Linked DNA regions of Mus musculus: region 2 is linked to region 1. Evidence: chromatin loops called from intact Hi-C (ENCODE). Cell type or tissue: left cerebral cortex. All regions are shown on one strand. Links, peaks and the distances in the headings refer to the core of each region. The heading gives the core; the rest is flanking DNA.

Region 1 (5,375 bases), core at 87-5,086:
GGAAACCTCAGCAGTGTGCAAGGGCTGTTCAATGATCGTTGAGTCTTTCTCATCCCAGTGCAATGGATCCGTAGATCCGTGGGGTGCAAGAGCAGAGGACTTAGATTGAAAGACCCACAACGGAGGACTCCCCCACGTTCTGACTCAGGAGAGGCGACACCCCAAAATCACCCACAAGAAACGGTCTTGCTGCAAACTGCAAGAGGATTTTTATTCAAGAGCGCTCTCAGGCCCACGGTCATACACCACACAGGAGTAGAGGACCGTGGCGCGCCGAGTAGCTGGATAAGGGGGTATTTAAAGGAAGAAACCACAACTCAAGGAGGTGGGAAGGGGGTTGTTGGAAAATACCAAAAATACCAGTTAAGAGTCACAAGGAAGTGCAAAGTCACAAGAGTCAAGAGGAATACCTGGTAATTGTGAGGGTTATTTCTCAAGACAGTTTCTAAGAGCCCCTAACAATAGCACCTTTGAATAGCGGGTTCCAGCAATGGTCAGGGTGGGTCAGGGTGACTTTCTTTGAATGAACACTCTTTGAACCCAGAAAGCAGGTGGGTGGAGGAATGTCGTTATCTGTTTTATTATCACAAAGGCCACATTCCCAAACCTGGGCCTAAAGGCCTAGAATTTTGTTTTTAAGTTTTACTCTTTCAAGATGCCGACTAATTCTTGAGCATAGATAACCAAACTTCAGGGAAGTGCTTGAGTTATAATCACCTTGTCACGTTTTTGTTGGGTTCTGAATTTGTAAACCAACTGAAGCACGAATACCAGTCCACAGCATATAGCAGCACCAAACAAAATCACTCCCACCCATTCCTTAAAGTAAGAAAATGCAGAGGTAAGCCAAGAGGTAAAGCCTCCAAGGGTCACTGGTTCCACTCTGGTTCGATTAAGCTTCTGGATCTGTATTTGCAGCTCCTTGTGCAACCTGTCCAGCTCCTGCGACCAGTTCCCCTTCAGATAATTCGATAAATCTGTAGTTTTAATAAAAGAATCATTAACATACCCAATGGGAGTAATGCACATATGCAGGGTTGATGCCACACAACTCATTTGTAGGACATCCATCATCTGTTCCATGTTATGTTGTAAAACATCCACTCTTTGATTCACTAACAATAACCCTGAGGCGATATGAGAATCACCACTTGTAGAGGCCCAACTCGCCAGCAAGAAGGATTCTTCTGCGCATGTTTATTGGGAGCTTGATAGTGAAAGCGAAAGACCCTGAGGCCAAAAACCAGTGCTGCTTATATAGGCCTAGGATAGGCGTGTCTACACCCCATTGGTTATGCTTTCAGTACCTCATTTACATGCCTTGGGCCAGGCAGTGACTCTGCCAAAAAAAAAAAAAATAAATAAACCCTACTGTACATGGGCACATTGATTGTTTACCCATATATATATAGGTGTCAGCTTATTGAAATCAGCACCATCTTGTAATGGCGTTTATTGGCTTCCCACAACCAGAGGCCCGGGCCTGGGCCCGCCCCCGCCCTGTACAAGCTCCCCACGCCCGGATCCCGCTGCAAACGCGCACCCTCCGCACCGCCCCGCTTACCCAGGCTCTGCCTCCGCAGCACCTCGTAGGACCGGCTCTGCTCCGGCGGCAACCCGGGGCTCGGGGCCTCGGCTCGCCCCAGCAGGAGGCTGCAGAGCACGGGCAACAGCCGCATCCATCCTAAGCGCAGCATCACTGAAACCCGCGCTGCAAGGAGCGAGGGGACGCCCCTTCCGCCGTAAGCCCCGCCCCTAGACGTTGCCGTTCCCCCCCCCCCAGGTCCGCCCACTCCGCTCGCGCAGTTGCCACGGAAACAGGACCGGTAAGGGGGCGAGGGGAGGAGCCATCCTGACCAACTTTGGGGGTGGGATGGTGAATTATGGTTGCGCGCGGAGGGTTCCAAAACTGTGGCAAGCGCTCGCGTCGGGCTTCCCCGTGGAAGGCTTTGCTTTACACATTCATACATTCATACATTTTCGTATTAAATAGTCAATGCAGTCCGAAGAAAGAGACACCGTAATCTCATTTTTGAAAACTGTAAGTTATTTTAAACAATATTTTCTTAAATGCTTTATTTATTATTATATATAAGCACACTGTAGCCATCTTCAGACACACCAGAAGACGGCGTCAGAAATCACTACAGATGGTTGTGAGCCACCATGTGGTTGCTGGGATTTGAACTCAGGTCCTTCAAAGAGCAGTCAGTGCTCTTACCTGCTGAGCCATCTCTCCAGCCTGAAAAGCTGAGCCATCTCTCCAGCCTGAAAAGTGTAAGTTTTATGTATGTATTTTGCTTCCTTTCAAGACAGGGTTTCTCTGTGTAGCCCTGCCTGTTGGAACTCACTCTGTAGACCGGGCTGACCCAGAACTCAGAAATCCTGCCTGCCTCTGCCTCTCAAGTGCTGGGATTAAAGACTTATATCACCACCACTACTGCCACCACTACAGAGTTTACTTTCCTTCTTCCATATGTGGGCATTTTTCAAGCATATTTGTCTGTGTATCACATACCTGGCAGTGCTCATAGAGGCCAGAAGAGGGCGTGGGGTCGTCGGGAATTGGATTTACAGATGGTTGTTAGCCGCTGTGTGGGTTCTGAGATCTGAATATGGGTCCTCTGGAAGAGCAGTAACTGCCGAGCCGCCTATCCAGCACCTGTAGAGTGTGTGCATGTGCGTGTGTGTGAGACAGAGAGACAGAGACAGAAAAAGTCGGAGAATGATGCTATATGGGTGCAGTGCCTGTGGAGGTCACTAGAGGGTGCTGTGTATCCCTCAGCAGCTGGTGTTATAAGTGGTTGTGATGTATCTTTTGAAATCTCTCGGTCTGGACCACAAACTCATTGTTTCTTATCCTAAGAATTTTAAAGTATATTGACAATACCTCGTGGGATACCACACTAGTCTGTTTGAAATTCAAACCTATGATGGTGGCGGATGCGGGCTATGTTCCTTTCCTTTGGGTTACAGTTGGTGACCAGATGGAAAGCACGCCTGTCTTCCTACCCGTGATGTCCTGGTGTCCTTGCTCCGGGGGCATGCTCACCATCCAGTGGCCAATAAGCATCCTCCATCCCTTTGGCTGCAAAAACTAGTTCATGACCTAGTGAGTGGCCTGAGTTACAGGCAGCCTTCTTCCGAGAGGATTATTATCAATAATTTGTTATTATGAATGAGATGGAGGGGTCTCTTTAAACATCACTGTCCTGGAACTTACTATGTAGACCAGGGTGGCCCCAAATTCATGTAGATCTGCCTGCCTCTGCCTCCCGAGTGCTGGGATTAAAGGCATGTACTAACATGCCTAGTCTATACAATCATTTTTAAGGTTTAGTTTATGTACATGAGTGCTTTGCTTGCATGTGTGTGTGCACTGCATGGGTGCCTGGAGCTGGTGAAGGCTAGAAGAAGTGTGTGTTCCTCTGGAACGGGAGTTACAGATAATTGTGAGCCTCCGTGTAAGTGCTGGGAACTGAACCCAGGTCCTCTGGAAGAGCAGTAAATGCTCTTAACCGCTGACCATCTCATAGCCCCTTTTATACAATCTTAAAATCATACTGGCTGATCTCACTCTTGCTATGATGGTGACATGACGTAAAATTAATCATTTTAGCTACTTTTTTTTTTTTTTTTTGATTTTTTTAGCGAGACAGGGTTTCTCTATATGGCTATGGCTGTCCTGGAACTCACTTTGTAGACCAGGCTGGCCTTGAACTCAGAAATCCTTAGCTACTTTTTAATACAATTCAGCTGTATTAGGCTAAATATAAACCAACACATGTAGACCATTTCCAGAACCTTCTCATCATCTCAAACAGAAACTCCAAGCCCATTAGACCATACATCAACTATCTCCCCTGTCCCCATCACCTAGTGACCCATTTTATTTCTGGCCCCTGCATACTTATCTATTCCATATCAATAGGTCATTATCATATAAGTGGGATGTACATTTGCCTATTTGGCTTTTTTTGTTTTGGGTTGGTTTTGTTTTGGTTTTGGTTTTTCAAGACAAGGTTTCTCTGTGTAGCCCTTGGTTGTCCTGGAACTCACTCTGTAGACCAGACTGGCCTCGAACTCAGAAATCCACCTGCCTCTGCCTCCCGAGTGCTGGGATTAAAGGCGTGTGCCACCACGCCCGGCTCTGCCTATTTGTTAAATAACTATTTTTGTGTTTTCTAGCAATCTTTTAGAACGATCAGAACACACACATACACGAATCCAGTCATAAAACAATTATTTCCTGTGGCCGATCGTCTTTACACTGATCACCAGTGAAACGCAAAGCAATGCCTGCACCTCTCCTGCTGTCAGTACTGAGACACGATGAGCCCACTCACCAGGTTAAAGGTCGCACACACTGTCAGACAGGAGCATGACTTCCTTGGCAAGCTCCCAAAGCAAACGATCCCAGAACCAGGAATCCTAGGGGCTGCAGGAAGCCGCGAAATCCCTTGGAACTCCTAGGGATTGCTGAGGGGCTGAGCCCAGAGTGCTGAGTGCACCCCAATTCCACCTCCCCGAGGGCACAGGACTGGGGGACGGTTTGAAGGCAGTCATTTGCTGTGCAGAGCTCTTCTGTCTGAGCCTGGGAGGAGTCTCACCTGGTTGAAGTGCTCAGCCCCGCCCCCCGTGCCCCGTCTGGCCAACCACAGTCAGAGGTCGGGAGGCCACGCCCCCCGATGGGAGCCAGCATCAGCTCTGTTCTTGCCCCTACTGGCTGTTCCGGCGCCGCCATCGCTCACCGCAACTCTTCATGAGCTATCCCCACAGAGCAGCCTCGTGGCTCTCCTTTAATACCTGAACTTCAAGAATATCTGAGGGCACCTGAAATCCCGTCCCGAGTTCCCCACAGTCCCGCTCATTTCCTAAATGGAGCCGTGTTCCCTTCAAGGCAAACACCACCAGTCGTCTGGTCTCTTTGTTTCCCTGGGCTGGGTTAGAACCAAAGTGAAATCAAAATGAAAATGTACCTTGAGCATGGCAGTGGTAGCGCACGCTTTTAAGCCCAGCACTTGGGAGGCAGGGGCAGGTGGATTTCCGAGTTCGAGGCTAGCCTGGTGTACACAGTGAATTCCAGAACAGCCAGGGCTACACATTGAAACCCCGTCTCCAAGCCCCCCCCCCCCAAAAAAAAGGAAAATGTACCTTGAGATGAATAAAAACCAGGACGACCACACATCAAGCCTCTGTAACGTCGCAAAAGCAGTTTTTACAGGGAAACTGATAATAATAAATTCATTAAGAAGAAAAACAACCGGGCAGTGGTGGCGCCACCTTTAATCCCAGCACTTGGGAGGCAGAGGCAGGCAGATTTCTGAGTTCAAGGCCAGCCTGGTCTACAAAGTAAGTTCCAGGACAGCCAGGGC
Region 2 (5,375 bases), core at 219-5,218, 110 kb after region 1:
TTGCTCCTGTTCTCTGGCCATCTCCCTTCTTTTCTCCCCTCCCCCTTCCTCTGTTCCCCATTTCTTCCTAGTTAGTTACAAGTCTCTATCATCCCTGGGAGAAAACCGCCATATCCCTCACACGGCCAGTACACCCAGGGGAGTGGGAGGGGCAGCACTGCCTGTTCCCTGATCACCTTCATCAGACAGCTGGGGGTGCATGGAGCTCAAGGGATCCAGCTCACCCCGGTAGCCTGCTTTCACCCTCTATCACAAAGACAAAGCCCCAAACTCAAGGAACACACAGTGCAGTTCTTACTGACAGGCTCCGGGGTCCACTGCAGTCAATCTCCCAAGGGGCCCACGCAGACTCCACACAAGCCAGTAATGAACAGTCTTTCAGTGTTTGCAGACCAGAGAGACTATTAGAGGCAGCCAGAGCTCTGCCCTGTTGAGCAGTAGAATCAGAACAGCTGAGAACCTTCACTACCAACTGTGAGAGTTTGAGGTCAGCAGAGAGATTGTTTTAATTTAATCCTTTAATTTAATTTAATCCTACAAGCCTTTAATTCCAACACTCTGAAGGCAGAGGCAGACAGATCTCTGAGTTCCAGGCCAGCCAGACCTACACAAAGAAACCCTGGAGAGAGGGAGGGAGGGGGAAGGAGAGCGAGAGAGAGAGAGAGAGAGAGAGAGAGAGAGAGAGAGAGAGAGAGAGCTTAAGGTCTATGTCTCTGTTCCCTGACCTCTACAACAGGGATAACCATACTAATCCTTATAGAATTGTTGGGAGAATCAAAGCTCACACAGGTTATGTTCTGGCCCAGGGCTTCAAAAGCAATCAGTGGATGTTGGTGGTGCCACTGTTATCAAAGGCCACTCAGCCAATTTGCCCTCAACGCCTGCCATGGCCTTGCGGTGCCTCTCCTGCTAAGTGGACATCTGAGACTGAGACTGTTCCAGGACCCAGTTTACAGCCTCGTCCTACCCACCCCTCTGATTCTCTGCACTTCCCGGAATGTTCTCCTCAAGGAGATGAGAAATCTCATCATCTCTGAGGACACACAGATGCTCAGTTGCTAGAGAGAATGGAGGCTGGGAACCACCTCCCTAGGTTATGGCTCCCTAGGGTATGGCTCCCAAGCCAGCAAGAACCTGGGTATTGTCTCTCTGTTGCAGGCCTATCATCCTGGACCCAGCAGACCCCACCAACAATGTGGCAGAAGGCTACAGATGGGACATAGTGGCTCAGCGGGCCAACCAGTGTCTGAAACAGGACTGTTGCTATGACAACAGGGACAGCCCCGTCCCCAGCTGGAGGGTGAAGGTAATGAATGGTTCCTCCTAACCTGACAGTCTGAACACTACACTGCCTCACCCAACAAAGTGGGGAACAGCTTTTCAGAGGCAAGACGTCTGGACACCACTTGTTTCCAGCCAAATAAAGCCAAGAGATAGGCAGGAAAGTATAGACCTTGGGGCTTGTTTATGAAACAGGAACTATGTAGTCCTGACTGTCCTGGAGCTTGCCTATATAGACTAGGCTAGCCTTGAACTCACAGAGATCCACCTACCTGTGCCTCAGGAGTACTGGAATTAAAGATGTGTGTTGCCACACCCAGCCTGTGACTCAGTGAAGCAAGGCCTCTTTGTGTAGCCCATATACTCTCAAATTCACAACCCCTCTGTTATACACAAAAATGGCTCATACATCTCAAACCCCCACTCCACCCCTCCTCTCCCTGCTGGACTGGAGGATATTTTTTCCTTGAAACCTTTACAACCCTAGCTTTAGAGTTCTTCCAAACCCAGCTGTGTCCTACATTCCTTTTGCCATGCAGTGAACACTAAGTGTGGCAGAGGCAGGTACCATCACTTTGTCTACCAAAGGGGAGGAGAGCCTACCTCAATGGGCTGAAAATGTATTGGGGGGGGGGGAGGCGCCCAGCATAGAGCTTACAAAGTGCTAGGCGTTCCCTAAACATTTGCTGCGGAGGATGAGGAGGATGAGGATGAGGGAGATGAGGGAGATGAGGAGGCGGTGGCGGTAGGGGAGGGGGTGGGGTGGGGGAGGGGCGGGGAAGCCATTTTTGCTATTACAAAGATGAATCTGGGAAGGGAATTTGTGGGTCACGAGACAGAAATGCGAGCCTAACCCCGCCTCTGTCTTTTGCAGAGAGCACCCGATATCCAGGTGACCGTGCAGGAGTGGGGGCACTCGGATTTAACCTTCTGGGTGAACCCTTATGAACCCATAAAGAAACTGAAAGAGAAAATCCAACTGAGCCAGGGCTACTTGGGCCTGCAGCGTCTGTCCTTTCAGGAGCCCGGCGGAGAACGTCAGCTCATCAGAAGCCATTGCACGCTCGCCTACTACGGAATCTTCTGCGACACCCACATCTGCCTGCTGGACACCATCTCCCCTGAGATCCAGGTCTTTGTGAAAAACCCGGATGGCAGGAGCCACGCCTATGCGATCCACCCGCTTGATTACGTCCTGAACCTGAAGCAGCAGATAGAAGACAGGCAGGGCCTTCGATGCCAGGAGCAGCGCCTGGAGTTCCAGGGCCACATCCTGGAGGACTGGTTTGACTTTAAATCCTATGGCATCCAAGACAGTGTCACAGTCATCCTGTCCAAGACGACGGAGGGGGCAGCTCCATTTGTGCCCAGCTAGCTTCCTCTGTCGGTGGCTCTGCCTGTTTTATTGTCTCATCCTAGACTCAGCCTAGTTGCCTCTCCTTCCCGTCCTCTGCCCGGATGGTCCACGTCTTCAGTACCTTGCCAGCAGGGAGTCAGAGGGGGTGTGAGAAGTCGTGTACAGCCAGACACTCTTGTGTGACAATGGAATTCTGCAGTCCCCTGGGAAGTCATGCCAGGACCTCTGCCTTCCTCGTGGCCTCACTGTCAAGACTGTGTCAGTGAATAGCTGGCCTCACAGACTATTCTCACATGTTCAGAGAAAGCCAAACCATCTTCCTAACCAATCACAGGGACCCTGCTTGAGGTTGTCCCACCTCCAAATTCTTCCCAGTGACCTCCATCAGGGCGGCTCTGAAGCCTTCCCCTGTGCCCCCAACCACTTCTGCCTGCCTTCGACTATCCAAGGCAAGGTAGGAGGGGATCAAGTTCCTTTCAAATGGAGAATAAAAAAGCCATTGTTTCTTCCCAGATGAGTGGTCCTCATTTGTCACCACAGATGCCTCTCAACTCTGCGATTGATGGGTATAGGGAAACTGAGTCAAAAAGAGACAAAGCCTGAGAAATGGAGTTTGAAGATGAGACAGTATTTAAAAGTTCTTTCTGGGCATGGTATCATGCCTTTAATCTTGGGAGGCAGAGGCAGGCAGATTTCTGAGTTCGAGGCCAGCCTGGTCTACAGAGTGAGTTCCAAGACAGCCAGGGCTACACAGAGAAACCCTGTCTCGAAAAGATAAAAACAAACAAACAAACAAACAACAACAACAACAAAACAAACCTTCTAGGCAATTTAGCAATACCATTATATATACTTCCCAACTCTTTTACATCCGGGGCCTACAGTATCTCTTTTCTAGAGGGTGAACAGTCTAGCTCAATCCAGATCTTCATATACTTCACAATACAGACCATACTGTAGGGGAATGAACAGGGCTGAGGCAGATCAGCTGGCAGAACACTGGCCTGTTCCTAAGAAGTCCCCAGTTCAATCCCCAGTACTTCCAGGTGTGTCAACTCCTGCCTAGAATCCCAGCACAGAGTCAGGAAGATCAGGAATTCAGTCATCTTTGGTTGCATGGCAGGTTGGAGGCCAGCCTGAGCTACCCGAGACCCTTTCTAAAACTATCAATGGATTAGATGAATAAGTCACTGCCTTGGTCCTTTTACATTCCCGTAGCAAAACACCACAAATTCAGTGTCTTGTGAATAACAAGTGTTTGTTTCTCACTGAGAAGTTGAAGATCATTGGCATCCGGTGAGGACCTCTTGCTGGTTTGAAAATGGTAGCTTCTCACTTGGTCCTCATGTGGTAGAAGGAGAGAAAGGCAGATCTTCGAGAGTATTGATGGCAGGGATAAAGGCTCTGTTCCCTGCCAATCATCTCCAAAAGCCAACAGCATGGGAGGTAGGAAGTCAGCAAAGGGATTCAAACATTTGTGGAATATTCAAACATTCAGTCACAGCTGTCATTTTTCTTTTCAAATCTTACTAGCTGGATAGAGGCAGCTTAAACCTTTTTAATCCTAGCACTCAGGAGGCACAGGCAGCCAGATCTTTGAGTTCGAGACCAGCCTGGTCTACAGAGATAATTCCAGGACAGCCAGGGATACACAGAGAAACCTTGTCTTGAAAAATCAACCAGGGCTGGAAAGATGGCTCAGTGGTTAAGAGCACTGACTGCTTTTCTAGAGGTCCTGAGTTCAAATCCCAGCAACCACATGGTGGCTCACAACCATCCGTAGTGAGATATGACGCCCTCTTCTGATGTCTAAAGACAGCTGCAATGTACTTACATATAATAAATAAAATCTTTAAAAAAAAAAGAAAAATCAACCAAAGAAAAATTTTAAAGACTTATTTTATTAGATACACGAGAGTGTTGCCTGCCTGTATGTATGTGTAGCACATTCGTGCCTGGTGCTCTCAGAGGTCACTACTAGATTTCCTAGGATAGGAGTTATGGATGGTTGTGAGCAGTGCTCTTAACTGCTGAGCTAAGAAAGACTTTTCCCATGTATGACTGCTTTCTCTCAAGAAATGTTTTCATCACCACGGGCACATACATATGTAAAATAAGCAAGCACATCAAACAATTAAAGGAAAGAAATCATAAAGAAATAACTTTAAAACAAGTATTTAAAGCAAGCAAGATGGCTCAAGAGGTGAAAATATTTGCTACCAAGCCTGGCAAACTGAGTTTGATCCCCAAACGTGCAGATCTGGGGCTGGAGAGTTGGCTCAGCGGTTAAGAGCACTGTCTGTGCTTCCAGAGGTCCTGAGTTCAATTCCCAGTAACCACATGGTGGCTCACAACCATCTGTAATGGGATCTGATGTCCTCTTCTGAATAAATAAATAAATCTTTAAAAAAAAAAATATATATATATATATATTAGCCAGGCAGTGGTGGTGAACACTTTAATCCCAGCACTTGAGAGGCAGAGGCAGGCAGATTTCTGAGTTCAAGGACAGCCTGGTCTACAGAGTGAGTTCCAGGACAACCAGGTCTACACAGAGAAACCCTGTCTCAAAACAAACAAACAAAAAAGATGTGCAGGCTGGGCGTGGTGGCACACACCTTTAATCCCAGCACTCGGGAGGCAGAGGCAGGCGGATTTCTGAGTTCGAGGCCAGCCTGATCTACAAAGTGAGTTCCAGGACAGCCAGAGCTATACAGAGAAACCCTGTCTCGAAAAA

Evidence for each region. A loop is a pair of places that touch in the nucleus more often than their neighbours do. Peaks named below come from ENCODE experiments on the same cell type or tissue, not always from the same donor. Only the 100,000 strongest peaks of a DNase experiment are listed, where the experiment ranks them.
Region 2: it touches region 1 in a loop (2.4-fold over the local background); 3 of 42 quality-filtered maps call a loop at or near these places.

The regions. Positions count from the first base shown.
Region 1 is chr5:114,821,749-114,827,123 of GRCm38, forward strand. It overlaps 2610524H06Rik (RIKEN cDNA 2610524H06 gene), which reads right to left and starts at 1,720. Exons shown (of 2, transcript NM_181075.3): 1 at 1,565-1,720; 2 at 189-977. The coding sequence starts at 1,697. The coding sequence ends at 691. Gm46920 (a long non-coding RNA gene) reads left to right here and starts at 1,982. Exons shown (of 2, transcript XR_003955777.1): 1 at 1,982-2,041. In left cerebral cortex, for the core only: CTCF peaks have their summits at 2,734 (motif pointing right) and 4,759; DNase peaks (open chromatin) are centred at 1,293, 1,794, 2,669 and 4,796; H3K4me3 peaks cover 1,865 bases; H3K27ac peaks cover 673 bases.
Region 2 is chr5:114,934,763-114,940,137 of GRCm38, forward strand. Oasl1 (2'-5' oligoadenylate synthetase-like 1) reads left to right here. Exons shown (of 6, transcript NM_001359945.1): 5 at 1,159-1,306; 6 at 2,156-3,149. The coding sequence ends at 2,656. Among named protein-coding and RNA genes, the nearest start is that of 2210016L21Rik, 4.8 kb to the right of the region's middle. In left cerebral cortex, for the core only: no CTCF peak of the experiment used is centred there; no DNase peak of the experiment used is centred there.